Regions from separate parts of the Homo sapiens genome. Here region 1 is linked to region 2. A link is an interaction called in ENCODE POLR2A ChIA-PET data of the cell type or tissue named here. Cell type or tissue: Panc1. All regions are shown on one strand. Links, peaks and the distances in the headings refer to the core of each region. The heading gives the core; the rest is flanking DNA.

Region 1 (6,882 bases), core at 2,986-5,485, 200 kb after region 2:
ATCCTGCCAAATAAGCATTATCATCACCAAGAAAGATGAGAAAACTGAAAGGGAACTAAGGGAGAAGAATATTTAATAAGGATCTATCAGTGATGTGTAGCACTGTGCTAAGTAGTTTTCCAATGTGAGATCATCCATTCTTTAGGATACCCCTGAAGAACGTAGCATGTAGATATTATTAGACCCAATTTATAGGTGAGGAATTAAGACTCAAAAAGGAAAAAGAATCACAGAGGTTGTAAGACATAACAAGGTCACATGGTAAGTGATGGAATGAACTTGGATTTAAACCTGAGACTTCTGACTCCAAATTCTCAAAACTTTCTGACTATAGTTTTGTGAATCCAAGTATGTTAGTGGCATAGTTCTTAAAGTCACATGAGCTTTCCTGGTTGGCTGATAACCTGAAGCTCAGGATTTCTTTTTTGGAGCAGAAGACTGGACCAGGAAAACCCCCAAACAGCCCAACCGGAAGTCCAAACTCAATCTTGGGGATAGCCTTCCATGACCCACCCTAGCCCAACTCAGCCCTGAGGCTAGAGCTCAGGATTCTGGAGGCACCATTACATGAATAGCTAGCAAGTCCAGTGTCAGGCCAACTCCCCCATCCCTGTCCTCTCAGCCCAGAACTGCAGGCTCTGTTTGCTCCTGAGGGAATGCTTCTTGAAGCTCCAGGATCCTCCACCTGCACTGGTTTGGGAAAAGAAAGACCGAGCTGCCTCTGCCTATGGCTTTCAGAGCCTTTCCCTCTGTGAGCACGGAGTGCATGCCACTGTGGCGGCAGGAGGGAGTGCTGCAATGGGCTCCACTCCTGTTCTGAGAAACTTAATAGTGGTATTACTAATGCATCAGAAAACTCCAGGCAGCAGAACCAGACTGCCAAACCATATCGTGCTTGAGGGTGAGCTGCAAAATGAAGGGGCAAGCGGTACACAGGGAGCTTGGGTTCATGGGGCTCAGAAATCATACTCATAGACAGCAGTTATTGAGCATTATTTACATGTGCCAGGTGGAAGAGCAATCGAGCTTTTCCATATGGTTCCAAGGAAGGACCACAGGGAAGAAGCTAAAGGGAGACCCACCTCAGGTTGTAAAGGGAAGAACAAGGCTATGTAGAGATACAAAGGCTGCCTTGGTGGATAGTGCATTTCTTGTCACTGGAGGTATTCAGACATAGTGTGGACAAGCCCTTGCTGTGAGGCTGTAGATAGAATTACGGATTAGGGCAGAGGGTAAGATGTGAAGATCTTCAATGTCCCTTTCAACGATGAGGTTTCTGTGATTCTACTTTGGTGCCGCAACCTGGTAGCTCCTCTCTTCCATCCTTCGAACCAGGCATTTGCTGAACAAGGAGCAAGTTTGGCCCCCCATACCAGGAAGGAGAGGAGCTGCGGAGCTGCTCGGCTGCTCAAGGCTGCTGCGCCACCCGTGGAGTCCAGGTGCGGTGCACGGGGAAGAGGCTACGGTGGATTATGGAGAACTATCCCCAAGACTGCATTTGGACTTTAAGGAAAGCTACATCTATCAGGCCCTTCCTGCACTCCCTAATCTCACAAGCTCTTTGTAAAAATTCTCAGAGCCATGGTGCTCTTTTTGGCATTTGCAGTGAACACAGAATCCAAAACTACTTTCTGTTACTGAAATAAACCCTGATTCCCAAAGAAACAGGTCTTTTGGACAGCATCGGATTCCTTCCCTTGCTATTGCCAGTTGCTGTTTTTCTTTACTTTGTAACGTTCAGTTTTTCCCACAGTTTGCCACTCTGGAAAAAATGTGGAAACGGGGCTCTCATATGTTTGAGATGGAGAGCAAACTCCTGCTGGAAAAAATGAAATCTCCAACCTGGAGCCCCAAGCCTGAGTCAAACTTTCCACTGAATCAAGATCTCTACTTACAACCTGAGAGGCAAAATTAAGTTGTAATATTCCAGCAAATAGCTGCAGCCATTCAGAATGCTACTCCTGGCTCCTTGGCTGGATCACAAACCAATGCAGAGGCAAATTTAATTACCTGTCAGGAACTAAATAAAAGGTTTGCTTCATCTAATATTCCCAGTGTGCAGGACAGCTATGAAAACAGTCTGACGCTCAATCGATTTGCTGTTTACAGAGGCCCAAAGAGGCTCTGAGACACACAAGTGGGCTACTTGAAGCTTGCGCTAGTTTAAATATTCTTTAGTGTATTTGCCAACTGCTCCCTATTCCTGAGCTACACTCAAAGCCACTGCCTATCCCCAAGGGCTCTTCCATCTGTTCCTTAAAAATATTCCACGATCTTTCCTTTCAGATGTCAAAAATGGCTGGTAAGGCAAGTCCCACTCCATTAGATTACCCACAGCAGAATGCTCATCTCCTGCAGAGAGAATCTGGCTTTCTGAGGTCCACTGCCAACTCAGCAAGAGTCCAGGCTGCCTTTTACCTCTGGCAGCATCGGCCATCAGGGAGTCAGGGCAGAAAGGATGTTTTTGCACCAGGAAACTTTGATTAACAAGGCTAAGTTCACATCCATTGCTCTAAACCTCAGTTTCCCCAACTGTAACCTGGGGAAACCTGCCCTGCCCACTCACAGGGTTGTAGTGAGCCTAAGTGTGATGATGAGCCCAAAAGACCTGGGCTGATGTAAGGAGGTGTTACTGCTGATTGATACGTGCAATGGCGTTTCATTGTCTGGAGGTGGAGAGCCCAAGGCTGGGGGAGGAGCAATTTCTATCTTCATGGAAGTTGTAAATGGCAGCTGTGAGCAGCACACGGAGAACACAGAGGAAGGGCAGGGCCTGACTGTGATGGGAGATAGGCAGGACACAGCCAGCTCCCAACAGAGCTTCTCCTCCAAGGCTTTGCAGAAAGCAGAGTCAGTCCACAGAATTGCTTGAGAGAGCCCACTCAACTTGTTTAAGGTAAGACCCTGAAGATGCTACAAAAGCAGCAGTTTGTTGGAAATGAAGGGCAAAATCAAGACTGGAGACAGGAGCTTTAATGTTTTAGAATCATTTCTTCCCTGTGCCTAAAGTCAGAAGTATGGGTTTTTAGAGCAAGGACTCCATGTTGCTGTATCACTTGGACACGTTACTTAATGTTACTTAACTTCTCTGAGCCTCAGTTTCCTTACCTATAAAATAGATTTTGAAAAAAGTAAATAATCTTATAAGTGAAAATCATTATGTAAACAATTCTTGTACCATGACGGCTTCTGCCAGTTTTCACCTAGAAGCCTGGAGGACCTTGGTAAATAACTGGACTCATCTGTCCTCACTCTATCCTCAAGAAGTTTGTTCCAAAAAGGGCAGTGTATTAGTCTGTTCTCACACTGCTATAAAGAGCTGCCCAAGACTGGGTAATGTTTAAAGAAAAGAGGTGTAATTGACTGGCAATTCCACATGGCTGGGGAGGCCTCAGGAAACTTACAATCATGGCGGAAGGAGAACAGGCACATCTTATATGGCAGCAGGTGAGAGTGAGTGTGTTAAGCCCAGGGGGGATCCGCCATTTATAAAACGATCAGATCTCGTGAGAACTCCCTCACTATCACAAGAGCAGCATGGGGGAAACTGCCCCATGATCCAGTCACCTTCCATGAGGTCCCTCCCTCAACATGTGGAGATTATGGGGATTACAATTTCAGATGAGATTTGGGTGGTGACACAGAGCCAAACCATATCAGGCAGCTTGATGCCACCCAGGAGACACTGCAGACCTAGGTCAGTCTCCTCAACTCTGGGTCACTGGGCCAAGGAGACTTTTTCAACATAAAGGCCCCAAGCTCTTGGCATGTATGTCCTGGAATTATGAAGCATGGATTAAAGCGTGGGATCTCCCCATCCAGCCCCAAACCCTGACATCCAGGCACTATCACCACACCCAGCAGGGCTCCCAGGACCAGAGAGGCCTCCTGACCCTTTCTTCACACCCCTTAAAGACAGGTTCTGGAAGGTGCCTGACACAGCTGGGCTGGGACCAAAGTCTGTGGCTCAGTCACCTCTGCTGGCCCTTCTGTCATTGTAGGAGTCACAAGGGGCTCTATCCATATCCCCACCTCCTTGTCTCCCACAGATCAGCTTAAAGTATACTTTCTCTGGCCATAATCCCTAAGCCCTAGAAGGGACTGAGCACAACTTCACTCATCACCTGGCCCAACTCAGGGAGGGTCAAGTCACCCCAGCACTCCAGCTATAGCTAAGGATGAGCTAGATGAAAGCTTTTGGAGAGCCTCTGGCTTCTTTTTCTAAGAGTAGGGTAAAGAAAGATGCTCCCTGCAGCATCTTCAGTGATCTAATTATCAGGAGGACACCACATTTTAAATTTCTCTCCATGGTGGCTTTTTTCCAAGGCAGTGCTAATAAAATCTCTAACCCACGTGGAGCCCCCCACTGCTCATCAACTATTAGCTGCCCTCAGGCTGTACCAGTCTGTTTATATTATAAATAAAGGCTGAAATATGCAGCTTGCTCGGTGCAGGATCCTTGGGGGCCGTGGGGAGCGGAGCCAGCCCCCTCCACTGCCTGCCCACCCCAGGTTAGGGAGGGATAGCCCAGCAGAGGTTTTGCCTGAAGCCAGCTCCTTTGGACATTAACAAACCACTACAAGAACCTGCGATCAGTCCCTGGAATCCTGCTTTAATTATTTAGGAGGAAGAGTGTTTTTGCTTCCCCCAAGCTCTGCAGCCCCCCAGAGCCCCCAGAATCATTGTTCAATGCTTATTACCGCCGCAGGCCCGGGCACAGTGTTGCAGAGACCTCATTTCAATATTTACCACTTAGATCACTTAAGGGCTGTCAGCTTTAATAACATTTTATCAATTGGATACTTATATTATTCACGGCTTCATAAAAATAACAAGACCTGCCTTAGCATTTCAATCATACCCGGACTAATTTCAGTGACTGCTCAGGGATTTCGTTTTTATTAACATTTAGATCCGCTGCAACTGATTCTCTTCCTGGACGCATAGCACATGAGGTGGCCACCAGCAGGCTGTGGGGGCGCGTGCGGAGCGATCTGCCCTGGGCATGTGGTCAGGGAAGGCACGGAGTTGACACGCCAAGAGGCCAGGCTGAGATCCCGCCCCATTTGTGTGACTGTTCATGGTGGGTGGCCTGGCTCAGGGCTCTGCTGGGGGAAAACTCCCCCCTCTAGCCTTTGACAATCCGTTCCCAGCCTGGCCTCCTTCCTCCCAGTCCTGGGGCTTGCAGCCACAGTGACTATCTCCTGGGCTCTGAAAAGCAGCGCTGTACTCCACAGGGCTCCGCCTGGAAGGCCTCCTACCTGTCTTCCACCTGCAGATCCCTACTCAGCCTTCTGGGCCCACCTCCAAGGTCACAGCCATGAAGCCCTCTCCTGCTGCCCAAGAGCCAGCAGCATGGTCGGGGCTCAGGGTATGTCTGTGGAGGGAATGGCACCCTCCTTGTCCTTCTGGTCACTTCCCGCCCAGATTCTGATGTCCCTTTCTCCCCCAGGCACCAGAGTTCTGGCCTTTCCTGAAGCCACCATCACACGCCACTCTCCTTTCTCCATCCCTTAGGGGCATGGCATCGGAGCCTACTAGTAACTGCGAGGCAACTCCAGGCCTTTTGTCCGCTGTCCATCTTGGCAACACCCCTTGGAGATGCTGTCCTTCTAGAGGAAACACCGCCTCGCCCAGCAGCTGCCACATGTTCAGGAGTGGCTTGCTCTCTCCTTTGCTGCTCCCGGGCCCCAGGGTCTTCTTCAGCACCCCGTGGCCCCAGGCATGCTGCTGCTGCAGCTTCCTGCCTCCCTGGCCTTGCCTGCTCCTTTGCTCTCCAGTCGTTCTCCTCACAAAGGCCAAGGTTCTTTTATGTCACTCTCCTCTGGGAAGCTTTCAAGCTTCTTCAATACATTTTTATTGCTCTCGGAACCAAATCAAAAGTCCCCCTCTCCCAACCCCTTGCTCTGTGTGCCCCCACCCTCCGGCCTCACCATGCAGCCTTTCTCCCACTCACAGTTGGCTGGCCATCCTGGTCTTTCAGGTTCTCAGTCCACCAAGCCTGTTTCCCCCAGCACCTTTGCAATGACAGCCCTCCCAGGAAGCCCTTCCCACTGCTCCCCACATGGCTCACACTAGCCCCTGCTTCCATGTCACCTAAGAGAGACATTCCCCGATGCCCTCTCTAACGTGGGTTTCTCCCTCCAGCCCTGTCATTCTCTATCTTGGTCCCATTTGCTACCTCCATGGGATCGATCACCACTTGCAATTTTTAAACTTCTTTGTTGATTTGTTCTTCTCCACGAACTCAGAGACTGTAACTGGTGCATAGTAGTTGCTCAATAAAAATGAATTGACTGAACGAATGAATTTATCCACTTCCTTAATCCTTTTCCCTTATGAGAATTCTCCCCATCAGCATCTTTCCTTCTCACATCATCTTGACTGTCTGTGCTGATAAAGGGAGTTTGACTCCTATGGGCCACTCGCGTCACTGGTAAATGTTCAGACTAGTGTCCACGGTCCACAGACAGGAGCACAGTAGTTGAGGACAGCCTCCCTTGTCAGCTGTGCCTCAGTCTGTTCATCTGTAACTTGGGGTTAGTATTATAATATCTACTTCATAGGGTCATTATGAGGATTAAATGAGTTGATATATGTAAAGTGCTTAGAACAGTGCCTGGCACATAGTAAGTGCACGATAAATGCCAACTATTATTATAGTAAGTTTAGAATGGCCATCCCCATTTCCTACAGAGAAAATTGCCCCCCAACACACACACATACACACACACTCCATTTATCACACCCTGTGGGTCGCAGGGAGGTGATTTAATGAAGCTGTGACTCCCTCACTTCCCTGCAGTTGCTGTGAATGGCCTTGGGGTGGGGATGGGGTGGAGGCTGGGTGAATGCTTCCCGCCGGCTCTCCAGGCAGATCTT
Region 2 (6,882 bases), core at 1,702-4,201:
CCCAACCTCTTTAAGGACTAACCACACAGCAAATCAGGCCAGCTGCATAATCTGTGGCACCTGGTGCAAAATGAAACTGTGAAGCTCCTTGACCAAAAATTGTTCAGAATTTTAAGATGATGACTGTAGAGCATTAAGCCAAGTGCAGGCCCATCTGAGGGCGGGGCCTTGTACTGCCCAGGCTTCATGTCCATGAAGCTGGCCCTGCAACAAATCCAGGAGCTCCTCCTAGCTTGGGCATGGCACATCAACTCACCACTCATACATCTGAACTCCTCAGTGCACCTGGGACTCAGGGACAGAGGAGGAAGGGAGGCATCAGGCTAACAGCAGCGTGGGAAGAAGGCTTGCTGGCAGGACCTGTGTCTGTGCCCTCAGGGGAAGCCCACCACCCCCGGCTGGAAATGTTCAACACAGTCTGTGTTTATCCCACCCCATTGTCGTGATGCGTGACTAAGACCTGCCTGCAACTCTACACTGGGTGTGCGCAGGAGGAATCAACCTCGCCATGACAATATTTACTTCACTGTTGCCCCGGGGAACTCTACATTCTGAGAATGGCAGGGCTTTTTTTTTTTTCTCAATCTTTACCCTCAGGGGCAGCTTCTTTGCCCCCTGAGAGTGTTCTGGTTTGAAACAAGAATGGGGTGCACCCCAATGGGAGAACGAACACCCAGGGAAACCCAAGACCTTCAAACTTTTACTGTGTCCAAGAACGGGGAGGGGAAGAGGATACTTATGCTCAGTTCCATTTGCCCAACAGCATTGAGCTCGTGAGTGTTTTGTGTGTCTCCTCTGAGCTCTTTGAGATGAGAGCAGGGTCCACACCTTGCCTTTCATCTCTGCCCCTCAGCCTCTGGGCCATATGAAGGTGCTCAGTTTACAGAACAGAAGAGGAAGGGAGGAACGGAGGCCAAGAGGTCACTCTCTTATGCTAAGTACTTTGGGCCTTACGAGCTGGGCTAGAGGGTGGTGAGTGACCAGGGCCTGGGAAAATCTGCTCTTCCTGAGACCCATTCATCCTTAGCTCCTCAAGGCAGACCCTGCTGGCTGGAATTCAGGTGTCGACTTTTGCCAAATACTTTAAGAGGAATAAACATTTAACAGCTTTGTGAAGTTCCCCACAGAGGCACCAAGGTTTTCCTAAGGATTTAGTCTGTCGTGAGTGCATAACACCTAAGAAAACTCTGCTTTTGAGGGTGATGTCCCAGAAAAGCCAGATAAGACAGGGAGATGAGCCTCCTGTTTGCGGGTGCCTGGAAACATAATGTCCTTTTGCTGTATGTAGATACTTCTATTCCCTTCTCATTCTATTCCCTTCCATTCCCTTTGTGGCAATACATTTCCTGAAGTGATTTCTGTGTGTCAAACCCATCAACCTACATTACTGGAATTATTGTACAGGTGTTACTTTGATAACATAAACTGATATATCTAACTTACATAAAGGAGGCATAACAAAGAAAGTAATTTGTTATAAATTGAAATACTACTTTATTCTATGTAATACATATGTGATACATTGTTATACATGTCATGTGTTAAATGTCAATGTTGTATATCTTATATATTAATATTTCACATATATACCACATATATTTCACATGTGTACCATATATGTGAAATATATTAATAGATATGATAGTATTTCATTGATTTAAGTTACTTAGAGATAACTTAGATTTCCTTTTTCCAGAGTTTCAAATACCTTCTGTCCTGATCAGTGCCTTGATGTCACAGGCACCCACTGAAGAAGAGAGGTTTCGTTTTTCAGCTGGTGGCTTTATCAGATCACTAACCATTCTATCCCATTTTAATGTGACACAATTACATAACAGCATATGTCAACAAATTATCATTTGCTCTTTATCTTTGCTAATAGCTTACCAGTACTCATTTCATCTGTAAGGAAGATTAGCTGCAAAGTACTTCATGTCTTTACGGACGGGGCAGGTAATGGAACACATATGCACAGCAGCCAGTGTCTCAGGGGTGACCACGACAATCGCAGCCGTCTCCATGGTTTTAGCCAATTTACGGAACTGAGTAGTAAACAGAACTTGCTACAGGACCAACTTGATACTCTACTACTTTCTTTTTTTTTTTTTTTTTTTTTGAGACAGGGTCTAACTCTGTCACCCAGGCTGGAGTGCAGTGGCACAATCTTGGTTCACTGCAACCTCCGCCTCCCAGGTTCAAGTAATCCTCCCACCTCAGCCTCCTGAGTAGCTGGGACTACAGACGCCACCACCATGCCCGGCTAATTTTTGTATTTTTAGTAAAGATAGGGTTTTGCCATGTTGGCCAGGCTGTTCTCGAACTCCTGACCTCAAGTGATCCTCCCACCTCGGCCTCCCAGAATGCTGGGATTACAGGCATGAGCCACTGTGCACCACGCCCGGCCAATTCTCTACTACTTTCTTCATGACTTAAAGTTTTCAGGCTTGGAGGGGTTGGGGGATTTTCTTCAAACAAGGCACTCAGTATCCATAATTGCCAACCTATACCCCACCTCCACCCACCCCACTACTTCTGAACTTTGTTTTCTCCACTGTTAACACTCATCTCAAATTAGAGATATCCTCTACATACAGAAAAAGGAGCAGACTTTTGGTGGCCTCTCCAGTATCACCCCCTCCATTGCTTCTTGGTGAATAGTGCCTACCTCCCATCATGAAGGTTCCATGCAGCAGTCTGGGCTTGGACATGTGACCCAGTCCTGGTCAATGGGACCTGGGGGGAAGTAGTCTTGGGGCTTCTGGGAAAGATTTCCCTCTTTGAAAGAACAGCAAGGGGAAACGGCAATTCCTGCACTTGGGTGTGGAGCATGGTGACTAAGAAAATGCACACACTGAGGATGATGGAGCAGGGAAATGGCAAGAGCCTGGGTCTTTAATGTTGTACCAAGTCTCTGCAGTGCCCACTCCTGCTCTTGCCCTGCCCCTCCGCTTCTTGTCACGTGAGCTCCTAAATGCCCATGTTGTTCAAGATGCTTTTGGCTTTGCTTTTTGTTTTTTTTGTTTGTTTGGCTGTGTTTGAGATGGAGTCTCAGTCTGTCATGCAGGTTGGAGTGCAGTGGCGTAATCTTGGCTCACTGCAACCTCCGCCTCCTAGGTTCAAGTGATTCTTGTGCCTCAGCCTCCTGAGTAGCTGGGATTACAGGCACGTGCCACCATGCCCGGCTAATTTTTGTATTTTTAGTAGAGATGGGGTTTCGCCATGTTGCCCACGCTGGTCTCAAACTCCTGACCTCAGGTGATCCACCCGCCTCGGCCTCACAAAGTGCTGGGATTACAGGCGTAGCCACCGCACCTGGCCTTGCATTTTGTTTTGAGAGCATCCCTCCCAACGAAGAGCATCCATTAATTAACAACATACAGAGTAGATGAAGGACCTTGTATAGGGTACTAACAGGGGGGATTAAAAGGAAACCGAAAACATTTATCTCTTTCAATGAGATCATAATCTATTGAGATAAATAAAATATACTACAAGTGCAACATGAGAATGACTGCCCAGTGTCACATGTTCATGTGCAAAGTGCCACAGTGTAGGCTAAATAGCAATGGCAAAAATATTTGCAGTATTGACTTAGGTTATCTGTTTTCATCAGAATGTTTTCACACTATCAACACTATTAAGAGAGCACCAAAGAAAAATATAAAATGCACTCCCTTTTCTTGCGCGAATCTGCTTGAAAGTTGACATTGCTATCTTTTAAATCACCTACTCTGATATTGTTTCAGGAAGTGCTGGGACATAAAATAGTTCTCAGAAATAGAAATTCACCCATAAAGCCTGCTGAACACGTACACTGTTTCTGATGTCAAATTTGCAAGCACTTTCTCTATTTAAGAATTTATTGCCATCAGATTCATGATCTCCACCTGATATGTAGGGAGCACATCATAGGCACCTTCATGGTTTTTTAAACTTGATCTGTGGCTGAGTGGTTATTCAGTGTTAGCACAAATGCAAATTTGATGGTCAAAACTAATAATTTCATAGATTTCTGTTTTCTTGGAGGCCACTTCTATTAGGTGTTCGTGGAAATGGTGACAGAGTATAGGTTCAGGTTTGTGTTACACAGCAGCAATTATGGTGACAGCTTTGGCTCAAACTTTCAAAGTTTGGTGAAATAAGCCTCATTTGGCCTTACTATCTTCCCAGAAATACCATGAAATAGTACTATGACCTAAATTCCCCTAGAGGAGTTGCAAGGAGACTGGCTGCTGGAGGGCAGCTCTACACCAAAGAGCATCAGGACTTGACCGGACCCCTGTCTGGTGGAGGAGGAAGTGAGAATAACAGGAGGTGTTTTATAGATGCTGGTATTTACACTGTGGGCACACAGCCTAGAAGGGGACTCAACTGTAGAACACAAGACCTACATGAACTCCAGAACCTTCCACCGATCCCTTCTGCTGCCTCAATTTCAAGTCCCTCACCCCAGCTTTCTGTCTGCCCCACCTTTAATCCCATTTATCTCTCTCACTCATCCTCTGGAGGGGGCATGTTCATTCCTGCTTACCTGCCTGTGCTCATGGGATGCCCCCTGTCTGGAATGTCCTCCCTCATCCCATTTTCCTTCTTTTATTTATTTATTTATTTATTTATTTATTTATTTATTTTTTCAGACAGGATCTCACTATGTCGCCCAGGCTGGAGTGTAGTGATGCAAATACGGCTCACTGCAGCCTCAATCTCCTAGGCTCAAGCAATCCTCCCATCTCAGCCTTCTGAGTAGTCATGACTACAGGCATGCACCACCATACCCAGGTAATCTGTTGATTTTTTGTAGAGATGAGGTCTCACTGTGTTGCCCAGGCTGGCCTTGAACTCCTGACCTCAAGCAATCCTCCTGCCTCCCAAAGTGTTGGGATTACAGGGGTGAGCCACCATACCTGGCCCCATTTTCCTTTTGCATCTCTACTCTTTGCTTTTTCTTCACTGCCTAGTTGAAGCCCTGTCACTTACAGACTATCCTGGCTCTCATTGAACTCTCTCTTCTCATAATAATAGTAATTATCATGTATTGAGCATGAAGGATATGCCTGGCAATTTACACACACGATTGATTGATCATCCTTGCAGTGCCCTTTGCAGGTAAGTAATCTGAAGAAGTTAATGTCCTGAGAAGTTTTACCTGACTTGCAAGAAACCATGCAGGTCAAAAGTGGCTGAGCCCAGATTCCCAGCAGGTCTCTCTGGCTCCAGCTGTTCCCATTCCTCTATCCTGCCTCACTGCACAAGCTTCAGGGCTAATATGCAAACAGCTTTGCCTGCGTGGAGAGAGAAGAAATAGAAGTTTAGCCTCACAGAGTGCTAAATCCTCCTAAGTCATAGGCATACATTGTGCTGTAGTAGACAGCATGAGTGTGGGGGTGGGTTCTGGAAATGAAAGTCCATTATGATGGGATGGGGTTTTTCTACTCTCCATAGGCTGCTTCCATCCCTTCCCACCTTGGAACCTGGTACACACTGTCGAAAGGGCCCTTGGTAATGCAACTCAAGGAAGAGGACAATTAGAGCTCTTTAGCGAAATGATGCTCAGGTTGTCTTGCAGGTGTTCCACCTCTAGGAGCTAAAGGCCCCAACCCACTCAGAAAAGAATGAGATGGAAGTGAAAGGCTGACAACATTTATCAGAGCTAGGGAGAGGCTGTTGGACGCAAGGATTAGGAGACAAAGGATTAAAGTGAAGAGACTCCATAGACAGTAATGACTTGGTTCCTCAGGATAGACAGAGGGATAGCCCATGGGGCTACCCAAAGAGCCATGATCAAAGAAAGAATCTGCTGATATTCCACGCATTCTCAATAGAGGCTGAATAGGCAGGGGAGCTACTCCTGAATTCTCATTCTAGTACAGGCGGTGGGTGAAAGCTCTACTTGAAAAAGAAGAGTTGTTTGTTTGTTTGAACTGTTGTATATTTAGTTTAAGTGTCAGGAAAAATTGTCCTAGACTTGAAAATTGGCAAAAGAGATGACTGGGTGTCCTTCGAGTGGGCACTGCATGTAACTGAGTGGACCATCTAGGGATTCTCTGACCCAATAGGGGAATGCTCCTTTGATTGTCTGTCTGTTGACTCAAATTAACAGTTTTGTAGAGGTAGAAGTTAAATGGTAGAAAATTTTTAGATGCCAATGATTTGAATCTATAGGAGTCAAATAAAATTTTTCCAATAACAATTATTCCCTCCTTGATTGATAAAATGATCTCCAACATCATTACACTTTGTTGTGTTACAGGATAATAACTAGTTTTGCAAATATTTAGCATATTTGGCTCAGATTTCTGATTTCGTGCGTGTGTGTGTGTGTGTGTGTGTGTGTGTGTGTGTGGGTATAACAATACATATAGAGGACGCGCCGGCGCTGAGGGGTTGGTGCAGCTGCTGGAGCCGTGCAGAAAAGAGAAGCGCCAAAAGAGGCAAACTGAGATGAAGACAAACGATCATCTGTATGCTGATCATTTTGATAAGAACGAAACCTGTCAAAAAATACTACCCTGAAAACTTCATAAATACTATGGTGTGAAGAACCCTCTGTTTATCTTCAGTTTATCATCAGATGTCTTAGGGAGGTTTGATAAAGAACAGCAGGAAACCAAAGCGATCGTCATGGCAGACGGGAGGCAGGACTAGATTGCAGCTCCAACTCAGAGGGACAGAGCAGTATGCAGTGGCTTGCATCGTGAATTTTAGCTCCAGAACTACTGCAGGAATAGACCAGGAAACCCGAGAGGACCCACAGACCCTCTGAAGGAAGCAGACTGCTCCTGCAGGACCCAGGAGACACCCCAAAGACTGTGAGTGCCCAAACTGCGGAAGTGGGAAAGGGAGATCCTCTGCCCCTGAACACACACCCCGACTAGGGAAACT

The links. ChIA-PET counts read pairs that join two places held together with the same protein. Peaks named below come from ENCODE experiments on the same cell type or tissue, not always from the same donor. Only the 100,000 strongest peaks of a DNase experiment are listed, where the experiment ranks them.
Region 1: POLR2A ChIA-PET joins it to region 2 with 18 read pairs; 2 of 35 experiments call an interaction of 5 or more read pairs at or near these places.

What each region holds. Positions count from the first base shown.
Region 1 is chr2:45,338,697-45,345,578 of GRCh38, forward strand. No RefSeq gene overlaps it. Among named protein-coding and RNA genes, the nearest start is that of LINC01121, 87 kb to the left of the region's middle. RefSeq lists enhancers at 4,539-5,357, 5,358-6,175. In Panc1, for the core only: no CTCF peak of the experiment used is centred there; no DNase peak of the experiment used is centred there.
Region 2 is chr2:45,138,057-45,144,938 of GRCh38, forward strand. It overlaps LOC107985809 (a long non-coding RNA gene), which reads right to left and starts at 5,274. Exons shown (of 3, transcript XR_001739190.2): 1 at 5,147-5,274. In Panc1, for the core only: no CTCF peak of the experiment used is centred there; no DNase peak of the experiment used is centred there.